Regions from separate parts of the Homo sapiens genome. Here region 1 is linked to region 2. A link is a contact called in ENCODE Hi-C or POLR2A ChIA-PET data. All regions are on one chromosome and are shown on one strand. The core of a region is the stretch at or near the end of the contact, and the rest is flanking DNA. Distances in the headings are between cores, read along the strand shown. Region 1 has its middle 70 kb from the start of TSPAN5-DT. Region 2 overlaps TSPAN5 (tetraspanin 5).

Region 1 (7,649 bases), core at 1,856-4,355, 74 kb after region 2:
TGGCAAATTGGATAAAGAGTCAAGACCCATCAGTGTGCTGTATTCAGGAAACGCATCTCACTTGCAGAGACACACATAGGCTCAAAATAAAGGGATGGAGGAAGATCTACCAAGCAAATGGAAAACAAAAAAAGGCAGGGGTTGCAATCCTAGTCTCGGATAATACAGACTTTAAACCAACAAAGATCAAAAGAGACAAAGAAGGCCATTACATAATGGTAAAGGGATCAATTCAACAAGAAGAGCTAACTATCCTAAATATATATGCACCCAATACAGGAGCACCCAGATTCATAAAGTAAGTCCTTAGAGACCTACAAACAGACCTAGACTCCCACACAATAATAATGGGAGACGTTAACACCCCACTATCAACATTAGACAGATCAACGAGACAGAAAGTTAACAAGGATATCCAGGAATTGAAGTCAGCTCTGCACCAAGTGGACCTAATAGACATCTACAGAACTCTCCACCCCAAATCAACAGAATATACGTTCTTCTCAGCACCACATCACACTTATTTCAAAATTGACCACATAGTTGGAAGTAAAACACTCCTCAGCAAATATAAAAGAATAGAAATTATAACTGTCTCTCAGACCACAGTGCAATTAAACTAAAACTCAGGATTAAGAAACTCGCTCAAAATTGCTCAACTACATGGAAACTGAATAACCTGCTGCTGAATGACTACTGGGTACATAACAAAATGAAGGCAGAAATAAAGATGTTCTTTGAAACCAATGAGAACAAAGACACAACATACCAGAATCTCTGGGACACATTTAAAGCAGCGTGTAGAGGGAAATTTATAGCACTAAATGCCCAGAAGAGAAAGCAGGAAAGATCTAAAATTGACACCCTAACATCACAATTAAAAGAACTAGAGAAACAAGAGCAAACACATTCGAAAGCCAGCAGAAGGCAAGAAATAGCTAAGATCAGAGCAGAGCTGAAGGAGATAGAGACACAAAAACCCTTCAAAAAAATCAATGAATCCAGGAGCTGATTTTTTGAAAAGATCAACAAAATTGATAGACCACTAGCAAGACTAATAAACAAGAAAAGAGAGAAGAATCAAATAGATGCAATAAAAAATTATAAAGGGGATATCACCACTGATCCCAGAGAGATACAAACTACCATCAGAGACTACTATAAACACCTCTACACAAATAAACTAGAAAATCTAGAAGAAATGGATAAATTCCTCGACACATACACCCTCCCAAGACTAAACGAGGAAGAAGTTGAATCCCTGAATAGACCAATAATAGGCTCTGAAATTGAGGCAATAATTAAGAGCCTACCAACCAAGAAAGTCCAGCAGGACCAGACGGATTCACAGCCGAATTCTACCAGAGGTACAAGGAGGAGCTGGTACCATTCCTTCTGAAACTATTCCAATCAATAGAAAAAGAGGGAATCCTCCCTAACTCATTTTATGAGACCAGCATCAACCTGATACTAAAGTCTGGCAGAGACACAACAAAAAAAGAGAATTTTAGACCAATATCCCTGATGAACATTGACGCAAAAATTCTCAATAAAATACTGGCAAACCGAATTCAGCAGCACATCAAAAAGCTTATCCACCATGATCAAGTGGGCTTCATCCCTGGGATGCAAGGCTGGTTCAACATATGCAAATTAATAAACGTAATCCATCATATAAACAGAACCAAAGACAAAAACCACATGATTATCCCAATAGATGCAGAAAAGGCCTTTGATAAAATTCAACGGCCCTTCATGCTAAAACTCTCAATAAATTAGGTATTGATGGGATGTATCTCAAAATAATAAGAGCTATTCATGACAAACCCACAGCCAATATCATACTGAACGGGCAAAAACTGGAAGCATTGCCTTTGAAAACTGGCACAAGACAGGGATGCCCTCTCTCACCAGTCCTATTCAACATAGTGTTGGAAGTTCTGGCCAGGACAATTAGGCAGGAGAAAGAAATAAAGGGTATTCAATTAGGAAAAGAGGAAGTCAAATTGTCCCTGTTTGCAGATGACATGATTTTGTATTTAGAAAACCCCATCATCTCAGCCCAAAATCTCCTTAAGCTGATAAGCAACTTCAGCAAAGTCTCAGGATACAAAATCAATGTGCAAAAATCACAAGCGTTCCTATACACCAATAACAGACAAACAGAGAGCCAAATCATGAGTGAACTCCCATTCACAATTGCTTCAAAGAGAATAAAATACCTAGGAATCCAACTTACAAGGGATGTGTAGGACCTCTTCAAGGAGAATTACAAACCACTGCTCAAGGAAATAAAAGAGGACACAAACAAATGGAAGAACATTCCATGCTCATGGATAGGAAGAATCAATATCGTGAAAATGGCCATACTGCCCAAAGTAATTTATAGATTCAATGCCATCCCCATCAAGCTACCAATGACTTTCTTCACAGAATTGGAAAAAACTACTTTCAAGTTCATATGGAACCAAAAAAGAGCCTGCAGGTGTGAGCCACCACGTCCGGCTGATAAGAGCTAATGTTTCTAATGCCTGTGTGTGGCATGCACTTTCCATGGATTCTCTCATTTAGTATCCAGGAAATTTCCATCTAAATCAGATTGAAATCCTTAAAGTTTAGGCAATGACGTATCATGACATACAAGTACGACTAAAGATCAGAACTTTCTTCCCAAACCCAAAAGGACAACACAAACTTCCCTTTTCCTCAAGTAGAAGGTAGAAAACCATAGCAACATCAAATTTCACAGGAACAAATTGAAAATTGTGTAGCTATGAAAGAGGCCCCAGTGTTATCATCCTATTATAGTTGGGTTCTCTTATCAATTTATTATTCATTTATTCATCCGTGCATTCACTCATTCGACATTTATTGAATACTTGCCCTGTGATGTACCACGCCAAGTTCAAGGGCTATAAAGATAAAGAAGACACATCTTCTGCCCTTGAGGAACTCACAGCCTAGCAAGAGAGACAAATATGAGAGTAAGTAATTCCACTGAAGGCATAAGTGTGATATTAGAGGATCAGCACAGAATGCTGTGGGAGCCCAGAGCAGGAAATGGCTAACTAACCCCTGCCTGCGAGACACGGAGTACTTCCCAGAGGATACCACCCGAGATAAGGGCTTCATCAGGCAGGGTGCAGGAAATGAGCCTCTGAGCAGAGGAAGGGGTTTGCACAGGCATGGAGGCATGACTCATGCTCATTTGGGCAACTGTGTGTAGCTTGATATAACCAGAGCTAGGAAGCCAGCAGATGGGGTGGGAGGAAGGAAAACAGAAGCCAGAAGGATTTTTAAACAAATTCATGATTAGATCAGATCTTATAAAAATTCCTCGGGAGGCTGAATGGAAACTAAGTTAATGAGGCAAGGCCAGCCAGAAAAAGGCAAAGAATACCTGGCATTTTGAAGCTGCTACTTGGATGCAGGTGTTTTGACTCAGGGATATTTTGAGGTGGCCTGAAAGTAATTTAATTTTCAACTCCTAAAAATTACTAAGTCATGTGCAAAACACTCATCTCACCTCATCACAGAACCCCACCTCATGCTAGCCCCTGCATCTAGGATGAAGCTCAGGGAAGGGGTGGAGGTTGGAGCTGGGGTTAGGGGTAGAGGGAGTATTTCACAACATCTTACAGATAAGCCACATATAGCCAGGAGGCGGTTTACTGCAGGTTCCTACCTCAGAAAGAGCCATTAATATGCAACAAGCATCCTGCTCCTTCTCTGTGAATTTCCTTGTATTTTGCAAGAGCTGCACCTCAAAATTTCTGGTTACTCCCTTGCCATTATGATTGTAGCAATAATTTAGTTTTGGTTAATAAATGTTATTAAGTGCTTTAACTGATGTTCCTATTTTCCTTAGAAAAATCTCAAAAACCTCTGCTTTTATGGGCTTCCATAAAATGTTCAATTTATTTTTGGGATTCAGGTTATGCATTGGGAGGGAAGCTGGAGAGAGAGTATATCAATTAGGATGATTTTAGTTGTAAGTAAAAACAAAGTTATTGGCCTGAAGGAGTTCAAGAAATGCCACCCCGGAATATGCCAGCTGCTTTGGTATGCTGATTACTTCAAACTAGGGGGCACTTGGGGAACAGAAGACGCAGGCAGAGGCTTTCTCTGAGCTCCCCTTATCTACCTAAAGACAGATAGTCCAGAAGGAGCTCAGCTGTCCTGAATCCCCTTGGGAATCTCATCAGTCAGAGAATGAGGAATCTCTTAACCAAGATTAACTTGGAACACAGGGTCTCACTCTGCCACCCAGGCTGCTACCCAGGCTGGAGTGCAGTGGCACAATTGCAGCTCACTGTAACCTCAAACTCCTGGGCTCAAGCAAGCCTCCTGCCTCAGCCTCTGGAGTAGCTGGAAATACAAGCTCGTGCAACCATGCCCAACTAATTGTTTTACTTTTTGTAGAGATGGGGTCTTGCCATGTTACCTAGGCTGGTCTTAAGCTCCTGGCCTCAAATGACCCTCCCACATTGGCCTCCCAAAGTGCTGAGAGTGTGCAGACGTGAGCCGCTATGCATAGCCCAAAAGTCATCTTTTAAAAGAACTCGTGAAAAATAATATTAAATACAGATGTGACTGAAGTATGAAGTGACAATTTTTATAATTGGGAAATCGAGAAATATGTAATAAATGTCAGGGATATTTTTGATAATATAGAAAAAATGAATTTATATTCGTCCAGGCTGTTTTGACTCAGAGGCTTGGGAACTGATTAGGAAATAATCCCAGGAGTCCGAGGGTGAAATAACTGGTTAGGGCCTAGACTAAAGTTGTGGTTGGGGGCTTTGGAAAGGAGGGAACTGAACTGAGAGATTTATTTAACAAATGGGACCCAGGACTTGGTGATTGGGCCTGAAAGTGCAAAGGAGAGATTAACTTCCAGGTTTCTGGATCAGGTAGCTCACTAGGGAGGAAGACCCATCATAGAAATAAGAACTAGAGGAAGAAAAGGAAAATTGGAAGATGTGGAAAGAAAAGTTGTCCCAAACTCTTTCTGGGTCTGATTTAATTTACAACCTCATTCTGGGAAGAAATATATGCATTCTCTGATAAAAATGGATAAGCAATTATCTGATAAACTTTAATAGAATTAAGACTCGTTCTAGGAAGCAGTCATGATGACTTCATCATCTCTAGGTAGGGATGATGACTGACATCCCTACCTAGTTGACTGTCAGTGAAGAGTCTTGTGGCCATTAACCAAACCTTCTCTTTCCCTTCCTTGTTTAACAGTGAGGATTTAACTTTCTCTTTACCTACAAGAAGCACTACCAAGAGTTAGTTTTTGAAATAACTCCTACAGGTCTTTTCTTTTGGAGCAAGATTATGACAAAACTTCAACAGATGCTTATAACTGGAGGATTGTAGAGGAGGATCCTGTCTTCTTCATTTATAGGTATTTTAAGTCCTAGTTCTATGGAAATAATAATCTAAAAATAATTGTTAAAGTAACACATGTTCAGAAAGTTTGGAAAAATTCATAAAATTAGAAAGCATAGGAAACTTACTTGTACATCATCCTTATGCATTCATTTTTTCACTATTTATATTTCCTTCTACAAATTTTGTGTCCAAAGCCTTTAACTGTTTTTCTGTTGATGATTGTCTTTATAATGAAATCGTTGGAATGTTTTATAAATTAAGAATATGACCCCAAATCAATTGACCTTTTAAGGTGGGAAGCTCATTTTGTGGTGAAGACCCCTGCTTAAAGTTGGGTTCCTTAGTAACTCCTCTCATTGTGTTGTTTATTAACAAAAGCACACCAACATGGCACATGTATATGTAACAAACCTGCATGCTGTGCACATGTACCCTAAAACTTAAAGTGTAAAAAAAAAAAAGGTCTGTTTTATCAGAGACAAAAAAAAAAAAAGCTAATTGTTCTTCAGCACTTACTACTTGCCAGACACTAGTCAGCTTGGCTTCCTGAGAAGAACCATGTCTACCCTTAGCTGCAATCCTGATGGTGAGTGCAGTGTCTAGCACACGAGAGGGAATAAGAACTTGATGAACATGACAATAGTAACAATCTTGAATAACTATTTGCCAGGAGTTACTAAACATGTTATATACATTATCTCATTTAAATCCTCATAATAACTCTATAAGTACAATTATTGTCACTATTTTACGGATGAGGAAACCGAGCACATAAAGAAGTTAAATGTCTCATCTGAGATCCCACAGTTAGAGCTGAGGTTAAAACCCGGTTCCGTTTACTTTGAGACTCAAGCTTTTGATTGTGACGCTATCTAGAGGATTATTTCTAGTAGAGGAATTTTAGACATGAGATATGAACACTTAATTCTTTGAACAATCCAGTCTTTATGTGATCTCATGTCACAAAATTTATTCCTCAAGTTTTTTTGGAACATTTTTTAATGGAAATGAGAGGGTTATCAATGGAAATGAGAGGGTTATCATTACATAACTAGAAAAATCTCAGATCACAAATTTCATGTTTCTCAAAGCTTTTGAATTATAATACCAGGCAGAGCTTTCGGAAAAGTTATCCAGTGGAGGGTGAGAAGACCCCACAGGGAATAAAGTGAGCTAATGATCCAGACTAGCATCATGAAACTGCCCAGAAGTACACAAAGACAGAGTCAATTTCATGGAATCTGTTCTTACTTTGTTTAAATTTCACAGTAGCTCAGATTAAAACCTTAGTTTCATGTTATATCCAGTTTCTGTTCACAAGTTAATTGAGAGCATTTTCCACTGCTGATGTGTAAAATCTGCTCCCTACCGGTAGAATCAGAGATTCCTAATTGATTTGACCAATTTAGATTAAGTTGATTCACATCTGCAAGTAGAGAGCCACCTTCATGGTCATGGAGGAAGAAGGCATCCTGTGCAGTCTTCCCACCATCTTCTCAGCTCAGTCCAGGCAGACTTGCTGCTGGGGTTAAGCAGAGAGAGGCCTTTACCAGTGTGCTAACTACTACTTTTCTCTGGGATGTTTATGAGAATGGCTCAGTTTACAGGCATTGCAGCCCAGGGGTGGGCAAATGACAGGCCAGACTGGACCTACAAGTGTAGTCAACAGTAGGAGCGTGCTTGGATGATGGGCATTTTACCTATCTTTCTTTTAATCCATTTCTTCTATTGATTGTTTAGCAATTTTTTTTACATGATTTTGTGGAAATGGCATAGGATTGTGAATCAGAAGATAAGTGTCCCTATTCTGTGTGATTTAGGACAAAGCACTTCCATTTCTGAGCCTCAGTTTCCTCAACTGTAAATTAGGGATAATATCTTCCTCCTGGGATAATTGCAAGGAATAAATAAGCTAATGTATTTGAAAATGCATTATAAAACTCAATGCACTTTATAAATATTTTGTTATACATAATTTTATTCTAGTTTTACAGCTGAGAAGACTGAAATTCGTAGAGATTAAGGCTACATTTCTAATAAGAAAGTGAGGATCTGAACCAGGGCTAGCTCCAGATTCTTCTTTTTACATGTTGCCTCCTTAAACAAACTCAAGTTGTTATTGTGAATATATTTTTTGCATAACTTAGGCTAGCAATTTTTAACCCTGATTTCAGGAGCCCCACGTAACACTCCAGAGGACTTTGTGCCAGCCATCCCTAGTGCCTAGCAAACAGAAGAGTACCCAGGTC
Region 2 (7,484 bases), core at 3,756-6,255:
GAGGAGTAATTTTTTTAAAAATGTACTTTGGCCATCAAGATTCAAAGACATCTAAAGGCTAGAATACTGGTTCTTTTCTTTCTTAAGTGGTGGGACCCCTTTTTTCAAGCAAAATCTTTCTTAGTATCCCAAAATATCAAACTAATAACCAAGCTTTTCTGGAGGAAAGAGAGGTACTGCTCAGTCCACACCCCACCAGCACAGACCCACCCACCCACATACGCCTCAAGGAGGCCTAGGATTGCTGGTAGCAGGTTTGAAATCCAATGGGCCAGAATAAGACATTTAAATGGGAGAAATAAACAGAACTAAATCTAAATTCAAATAATTAACTGGAGGGTTAGGGCTTCTGATTAGCATATAGCTTAGGGGGATGGTTTAATAGAGTTCACTTGAAAAAGTGAAGGTTTTATTTCACTAAAAAGTCAATCCAAGCCAAAGTGTTCGTTGGCTGCCAGGGAAAGCAAGTGCAGTTTAGCCTGGGTTAATAACTAGTATTTGTATTTAGAGATTTACCATTTATGAAGCACGTTGATATGCATGATCTCACATAATACTGGATAACAACTTTGCAGAAAATTATTTTCCTGGTTTTTTTAGATGAGCAACTGAGGAACTAATCTGTGAAAGTAACTTACTCAAAGTCAATTCCAGACAGTAGCAGAGGCTTCTGCCACCAGGCACAGCACAGCCTAGGGACTGAAGGGAGAGTTCAAGAGCCTGCTGCTCTTCGGATGGTTAGAAAAGCCTGTGAACAACGTGTTTCATTCTGGTTGCTGCATTAATAGAGGTGTGTCCAAATGGGACCCTAGGCAGAGCACCGTGACCAGGGCAAAGAACAATCTGGAAACAGTATATGTAGACCTAACACTCTAAAACCGAACCCTGACATGCTCTTCAACATCTCAAAAGTTACTCCACATCTCTGTACTCCAATTTCTTCATCTGTCACAAAGATATAATATGTTTGGAAGACTCTTTGAGATGCTTACAAGAAAAACATCATTAGTGTAAACACATGGAGGAACTAGGAGCTTTTAAAGGTGGAAAACAGAATGTTTAGGAATGACATAATGGCTATTTTTAAATAATGAAGGACCATGGGGAAGGAAGATAAGTCTTATTTTACATCATTCAAGAGTAGCCGAGGCTCTTCGCCTTCTCCTTCCTGAAAATTCAAAGCCATTAGGTAGGTCCAATCTGGTAGGCTTCCTACGTTTACAAAAACGTAGGAAGAGGGATGCTGTGGAAGCCCAGAGCAGGGTATCTCAGGGAGAAAGGTATCCATATGGGGATGGGGGTGGTGGCACAGGATGCTAGAGCACTAACAGCTGAGGAGGGCAGCCCCAGGAGGAAAGGTGGTGGCAGCTGCAGAAGATTGGTTACATATGGGGAGATTTACCAAATAAGTAAACTGTTAAGAATAATGCGAACCAAGAATCTCACTGTCAAATAAAGCAGTTATAAAATATGGAGAGGAAAAACTAAACCCTGTGGTATCAGACAGGAATTTAAGGTATGACTGTAAACTCATGGTTTTAAAAGTACATAGATACAGAATTACAGATGTACATGTGTGTCTGTATATACACAGAGTAGCAACACCCTAATAGCAATGAGCACACCAAGCAACCAGATCTTGGCTTCTAAATTCCATTCTCCATTCAATAGCTCCTTGGAGAAATGTCTGATACAAAAGATGACACAGGTAAATCACAAAATGAGTTTGGAACATCTTATTCTGCCAGAGAGCAAGATGGTGCTCAAAGACTGATGGGAGTTAAAAGAGCACAGGAGCCAATGTGAAAAGACTGCACTGGCCAAACCTAGGGCCATTTTAAATAAAGTAATGACAGTAACATTAAACCACACTGAAAAAAGGAAGACACTAAGTTCTTACTGATATAAATAAATAACAGATTGAAAATTTGATGAGGAATAGGCTATTTACATGGTTTCAATGTAATTTGCCATAAAACATTTATAAATTACAAATGAGAAAAGAGTAACTATATGGTAGAGAAGCCTGGCAGACAACACCTTGATCAAGTGACCATCATCAGTAATGGGACAAACAGAAATCAATGCCACCCTGATAGGGTACAATGAGAACGCAGCACCATTTCTGTACTATTCCTACCAAAGATGCACAGCCTGAATCTAAGCTTGTGAAAATGGCACAAACACAAACTGAGGGACATTCTGCAAAATAACTGGCTTATAATTGTCAAAAGTATCAAGAGCATGATAGTGAAGGACTGAAAGAGACTAAAAACATGTAACTAAATACAAAGTGTGGTTCTGACCTGAATTCTTTTGCTTTAAAACATTATGGGAGCAACTGGGAAACTTGGATGAAATCTAAGGATTAAATGGTGTTAATGTATCATTGGTAATTTCCTGGCTTTCATGGTTGTACTGTGGTGATCTAGGAGAATAGTCCAGTTTACAGAAAATACATACTCAACTGTTTGTGTGATAGCCAACATGCTGGCAACTTTGTCTCAAACAGGATAAAAACAGGTTCTCTATACTACTTGCAATTTTCCTATTGGTTTAATGTTTCCAAATAAAAATTTTAAATGAACAGTAAATTAGGAGGATGGAAATGATGGGGAGACAGATAACATCTAGTTTGAACAGATGAAACTCTACAATTAAAGTGGTCCAAAAACAGATCCATGCTTAGAAAGGTAGGCACGATACAATGGAGAATGCTTCACTGACTAGGAAGTTAGAGGAGATGATTCCTACGTACTTTCTGATGATTTTGTAATTCTTTCCTTCAACATACTTTTTTTTTTTTTTTTTTTTTTTTTTGAGACAGGGTCTTGTTCTGTCACCCTGGAGTGCAGTTGCAGCCTCAACCTCCCAGGCTCAAGTGATCCTCCCACCTCAGCCTCCCAAGTGGCTGGGACTACAGGCACGCATCACCACACCCAGCTAATTTTTAATTTTTAATTTTTTTTTGTAGAGATAGGGTCTCACTATGTTACCCAGGCTGGTCTCAAACTCTTGGGCACAAGCCATCCTCCAGCCTCAGCCTCCTAAAGTGTTGGGATTACAGGTGTAAGCCCCCAAGCCTGGCCCAAACGTTTATCAAAACATCTACTGTGTTTCAGACAATGCGCAAGACACTGGGCTTATGAAAGTGAGACAGCCCCCACACTTGAAGCCCTTATAATCCAGTGGAGTATGATTTATTTGGAAGTTAGAAATTTTAAGACAGTCATCAGTATTACACACAGAAACAAACATGTGATTCAAGAATGCTGTCTACAATACTCCAATTTTCATTTATGAATTTTCAATAGGCTACAATTATTCCACCATATTCTTGAAGAACATTTTCATCCTAACTTTTTTGTGCTTGTGGGTGGTGTTAATTGTGGCATATGCAAAAACTTTATCACTTTTCGATTATGAACAGATGTAAATGACTTACTTGATGTTTTATTTTAGAATAACAAGCATCTTCTAAAATAAGTCTCCACCCAAAAAGCTGGGGCTATCATTACGGAAGAGACTTAACACTCTGAAACTGAACCTTGACATGCTCTTCAACACCTCAAAAGTTACTCCACATCTCTGTACTCCAATTTCTTCATCTGTCACAAAGATATAATATTCTTGGAAGACTCTTTGGGGTGCTTACAAGAAAAACATCATTAGTGAAAAGTTCTGTTAAAAATGCAGATTGCTTTCACCTTTTGCCAGGGACTACCTATTACTGTGGACATTAAAACAAAGTGACCCATCTAAATGAGTGCAACATTTTGGCAAGTTTATGGTGGTTGAAACATGATTTGGTTTTCCAACTTCTCCCCACTTGGCTTCATTTCAATCTGCGGAGTATATCAAGTGAGAATGCTTCTGCGCCTTCATACTGCCCCACAGAGGGAGTGGCCACACTAAGCAAGCCTATATTCAATTACTTTCCCCACTTTATACCTTTCTTACACTTTTCCCATATGACACTTTCATAACCATATTTAGCTTTCTTCCTACCATCTCCCTGTAATTCAAAACGCAATTTAGATTCCCATATGGTTGCCATCGAAGCTAACAGATGTCTAGCAAATTAAAACAAAAATTATGACTTATAAACTGCTGATGTATCATCATTCCAGAACATCTTGCAATTTATAGTGAATCATAAGATAAAGCTTCCTACTTGATGCCCCCCCTCCCCCACCGCCCCAAGGTTTCCTGAGTCTCCCTCCTCTCTGAATTAAGCCCTGTGGAAGCAAATTAGAGGCAAGATCCTGCCATCAACCCTGGATAAACTTGCACTTAAAGACACAAGGTAATATCTGAAAGCATATCAAAAGAGAAAGTTGGCCTCAAGTAACTGAGGCTTTTCTAATCCTTTGTAGCAAAGAAAACAGAAAAATGACTTGGTTCTCCCAAATCATTCCACCGTTTCCATTGAGTTCTTTCCTAACAAGTCACTATAAAATCTATTGAATCCATTTGCCTCATCTTCTTGGCAGATCTTAAGGGTATTATCATTACCTAGTAGTAATGATGCCAAAGTACTAGACTAAGGCATTCTAGAAGTTCTATAGCCCTGTATGGAACCAGTATAAAATCTGGAGACAACAACAGTAATGATATTCACTATTTGTTAAATATTGAGATATTATGCCGAATAAAACATTATCTCACTGAATCTTTAAAACTACAACACCATTAATGTTATCTTTCCTTTATAAACAAGAAATTAAGGCTCAGTGCCTTAATACAGTAGACTATATTTTTCAAAGATGGCCACAACCTACATGACTTTCTGCAATGTGACCTTGACACTTCTCCATCAAAAGGTGGCTTCTAATTCTTCACCCTTTGAAATTCAGCAGTCTGCATGAGTGCTCTAACCAATGGAATAGATAAAAGTGGCACTGCCAGTTCTAAGTGGAACCTTAACTGGCTGGAAGCTTCTTTAAGACTTAGAGACAGGAAGAAGCCACGTGTAGGTAGGTGCTCCAGTGACAACTCTGGCTAAGCTCCCAGCAAGCATCAGCTTCCAGTCATATGAGTATACCATCTCAGGCATCCTGCCCAGAGGGCCTTCCGGTAAGTCCAACTCCAACTACATCTCACCACAACTGTATGAGACCCCAAGTGAGAACTGTCCAGATGAGCCTGGCCAAATCACAGAACTGTGAACTATAATAATAAACAACTGTGTTTTAAACAACTAAGCTTGGAGGTTATGTAGCAATAAATAACCAGAATATTGAGATCAATTTACTTGCCTGGGAACAGTTAAGTATCCAGAATCCAAAACAGTTAAAAGCCAGAATCCAAAAGGGCAAAACATCTATTAATGATGAGTGATGGGATGTGGTGTTCGGTACCCCAAAGAAATGACTTTAAAACAAAATCCTCTTTCTTCTCCCTCCCCCAAACCCAAAGCAGTCTCAGGGTTTTCTGAGAAATGTCCCAGTACGGTGACACCCTCAATAAAATCAATTCCCTTCTGTCTTGAATTGTTCCAATATATAACAGAGGAAACAAGTTTTCCCCCACCAGCCTGTGATAACTAATGAGAAAGGAATCTGTACAAGATGTTGACTTTGTTACTCAGAATGTCATTACAACTGTTATATAAAAGGATTCAGATTTTATACATGAAGCTGTAATTCTAATAATAAAAATATATTTAATGACTCACAGGACTACATTTGAGATTCACAGTGGGGAGAGAGAAGCACGGACACTATACCAGGAACTGAACAAGCCAAGAAGAAATTAGTGAAAGGTTTTTTGTTTTGCTTTGTTTTGTTTTTTTTGAGACGGAGTCTTGCTCTGTTGCCAGGCTGGAGTACAGTGGTGTGATCTTGCCTCACTGCAATCTCCACCTCCCGGGTTCAAGTGATTCCCCTGCCTCAGCCTCCCGAGTAGCTGGGACTACAGGCACCCGCCAACACACCTGGCTAGTTTTTTGTATTTCAGTAGGGACAGAGTTTCACCATGTTGGCCAGGATGGTCTTGATTTCCTGAACTTGTGATCCGTCCACCTCAGCCTCCCAAAGTGCTGGGATCGCAGGCGTGAGCCACCGCGCCCAGCCTTGGTTTTTTTTTGTTTTTGTTTTTTGTTTTTTGTTTGTTTGTTTTTTATGAAAGGATCTTTGAGGAAGAAATGAAAGTAATAAAACTAGTCTTCAGACAAGTCTCCCTAACAGAAAATGTCTATAATTTATCACGTGTCCTGGTATATACTACTTCTGTTATAAATTAGTGGCCAAACTCTTCTATTTTTCTTCTCCAGCATATTGGAACTCAAGAAACTCATTCTGTGTAAGAACTAGAAAGAACGTTATAACTCATCCACCTCCTTCAATTTAACAGCTGAGAAACTGAGGCCCAGGCAGTTAACTGATGAAGAGCCAAACTGCTGATCAGGAAAAGAACCAAGCTCTCAGTGCTGGTGCCACCATATGTTCAATTTTATTTTACCAGAACTATACCTTTGAATGTCACCAGTGTATGTCAAATGTAGTCTAGCAGTTCAGTGTGAAAATGAAAATTAGGAAACCATGCTGTTGGCAATCTCTTCTTCATAATTGTATGGGAGTAGCACCGAGTCTGCTGTTTTTGGCAATCACAGACAGGTTGGTGACTCTGTAGAGAGCAGAGGTGTGTAACTTTTCAGAAGCAAGCTGCCAAGCTACTGACCCCAGCTTTTCAGTCACTAACATCTTAGTCTGAATTACTTTAACCAAAACCATATGGTTGCCTTTCTGTTGATCATCACTAGAGACCATGGTACAATAAAGCAGGAAATTTAAATATGGGGTAATTTTGAGGCAGAGAGCAGGATAGGAAAGGTATGAGGGAGTATCTGAGAGGAAGGCTTTGGGCACAGAGAGGAGAGGAAGGGAAGGCAAGAGGCAGGGTAAGTGAAGGGCCCTCATAAGGAAGGCACTCACTTAACAATTCTGCCTGGGGCAGCTAGTTTAGTCCCATAGCCTAGGTCTCCTTTCAGGCTTCCCATACTCACCCACCCACCTATGAAGACCTTCACAATCAGAAAACATGCGGCTCTGTTCTGGACCTCTCCAAGCAAGCACTCTGCAATTCTTTGAAGCTCTCTACAATTCCAGGGGTTTTGCTGCAACCTAATCCATAGAAAGGGCTAAATTTGTCTCTATGCACTCCACAGAATTACAGCAAACTGTCAGGGAAACAGACCCAAATCCTTTTATTTCCTTACCACCCCCTGCTAGGAAACGGCAGAGAAAGTCCCTGGGTGCTTTTTGTTGCTGGGTAGCTAAAATGTGCAACTTTTAGAAATGTTCAAGTAGAAACAAGAGGCCTGAACTCACTACCCCAAAAAGAACCAGTCCCAGTTCGGTAGTCCGTGCCTCTCCAAGTCACAAAGTTTCAAGTTCCAATCAAATCAGAATATCTTACTCAAAACCGTGGCTACCCACCACTTTTAAACATTTTCACAAATGGAGAAGGGGCAAAGAAAGAAA

Evidence for each region. Hi-C counts contacts between places; a loop is a spot of excess contacts on that map. ChIA-PET counts read pairs that join two places held with the same protein, here RNA polymerase II (POLR2A). Pooled maps may share reads with other maps.
Region 1: a map of endothelial cell of umbilical vein shows a loop between it and region 2 (5-fold over the local background). The contact joins two enhancer-like sites. A Hi-C loop is called at or near these places in 2 of 168 maps with a recorded cell type or tissue (PC-3 and endothelial cell of umbilical vein) and 2 of 50 pooled maps. POLR2A ChIA-PET finds 5 or more read pairs at or near these places in 2 of 52 experiments (activated CD4-positive, alpha-beta memory T cell and activated T-cell).

The regions. Positions count from the first base shown.
Region 1 is chr4:98,725,462-98,733,110 of GRCh38, forward strand. No RefSeq gene overlaps it. Among named protein-coding and RNA genes, the nearest start is that of TSPAN5-DT, 70 kb to the left of the region's middle. Within about 2 kb of position 3,106, at least 3 of the 41 ENCODE cell types and tissues checked have a DNase peak (open chromatin) inside an H3K27ac peak, as active enhancers do; they include PC-3 and endothelial cell of umbilical vein, where a contact is called at or near this core.
Region 2 is chr4:98,649,071-98,656,554 of GRCh38, forward strand. All of the region lies in intron 1 of TSPAN5 (tetraspanin 5), which reads right to left. Among named protein-coding and RNA genes, the nearest start is that of TSPAN5, 5.8 kb to the right of the region's middle. RefSeq lists an enhancer at 4,199-5,398. Within about 2 kb of position 5,006, at least 11 of the 41 ENCODE cell types and tissues checked have a DNase peak (open chromatin) inside an H3K27ac peak, as active enhancers do; they include PC-3 and endothelial cell of umbilical vein, where a contact is called at or near this core.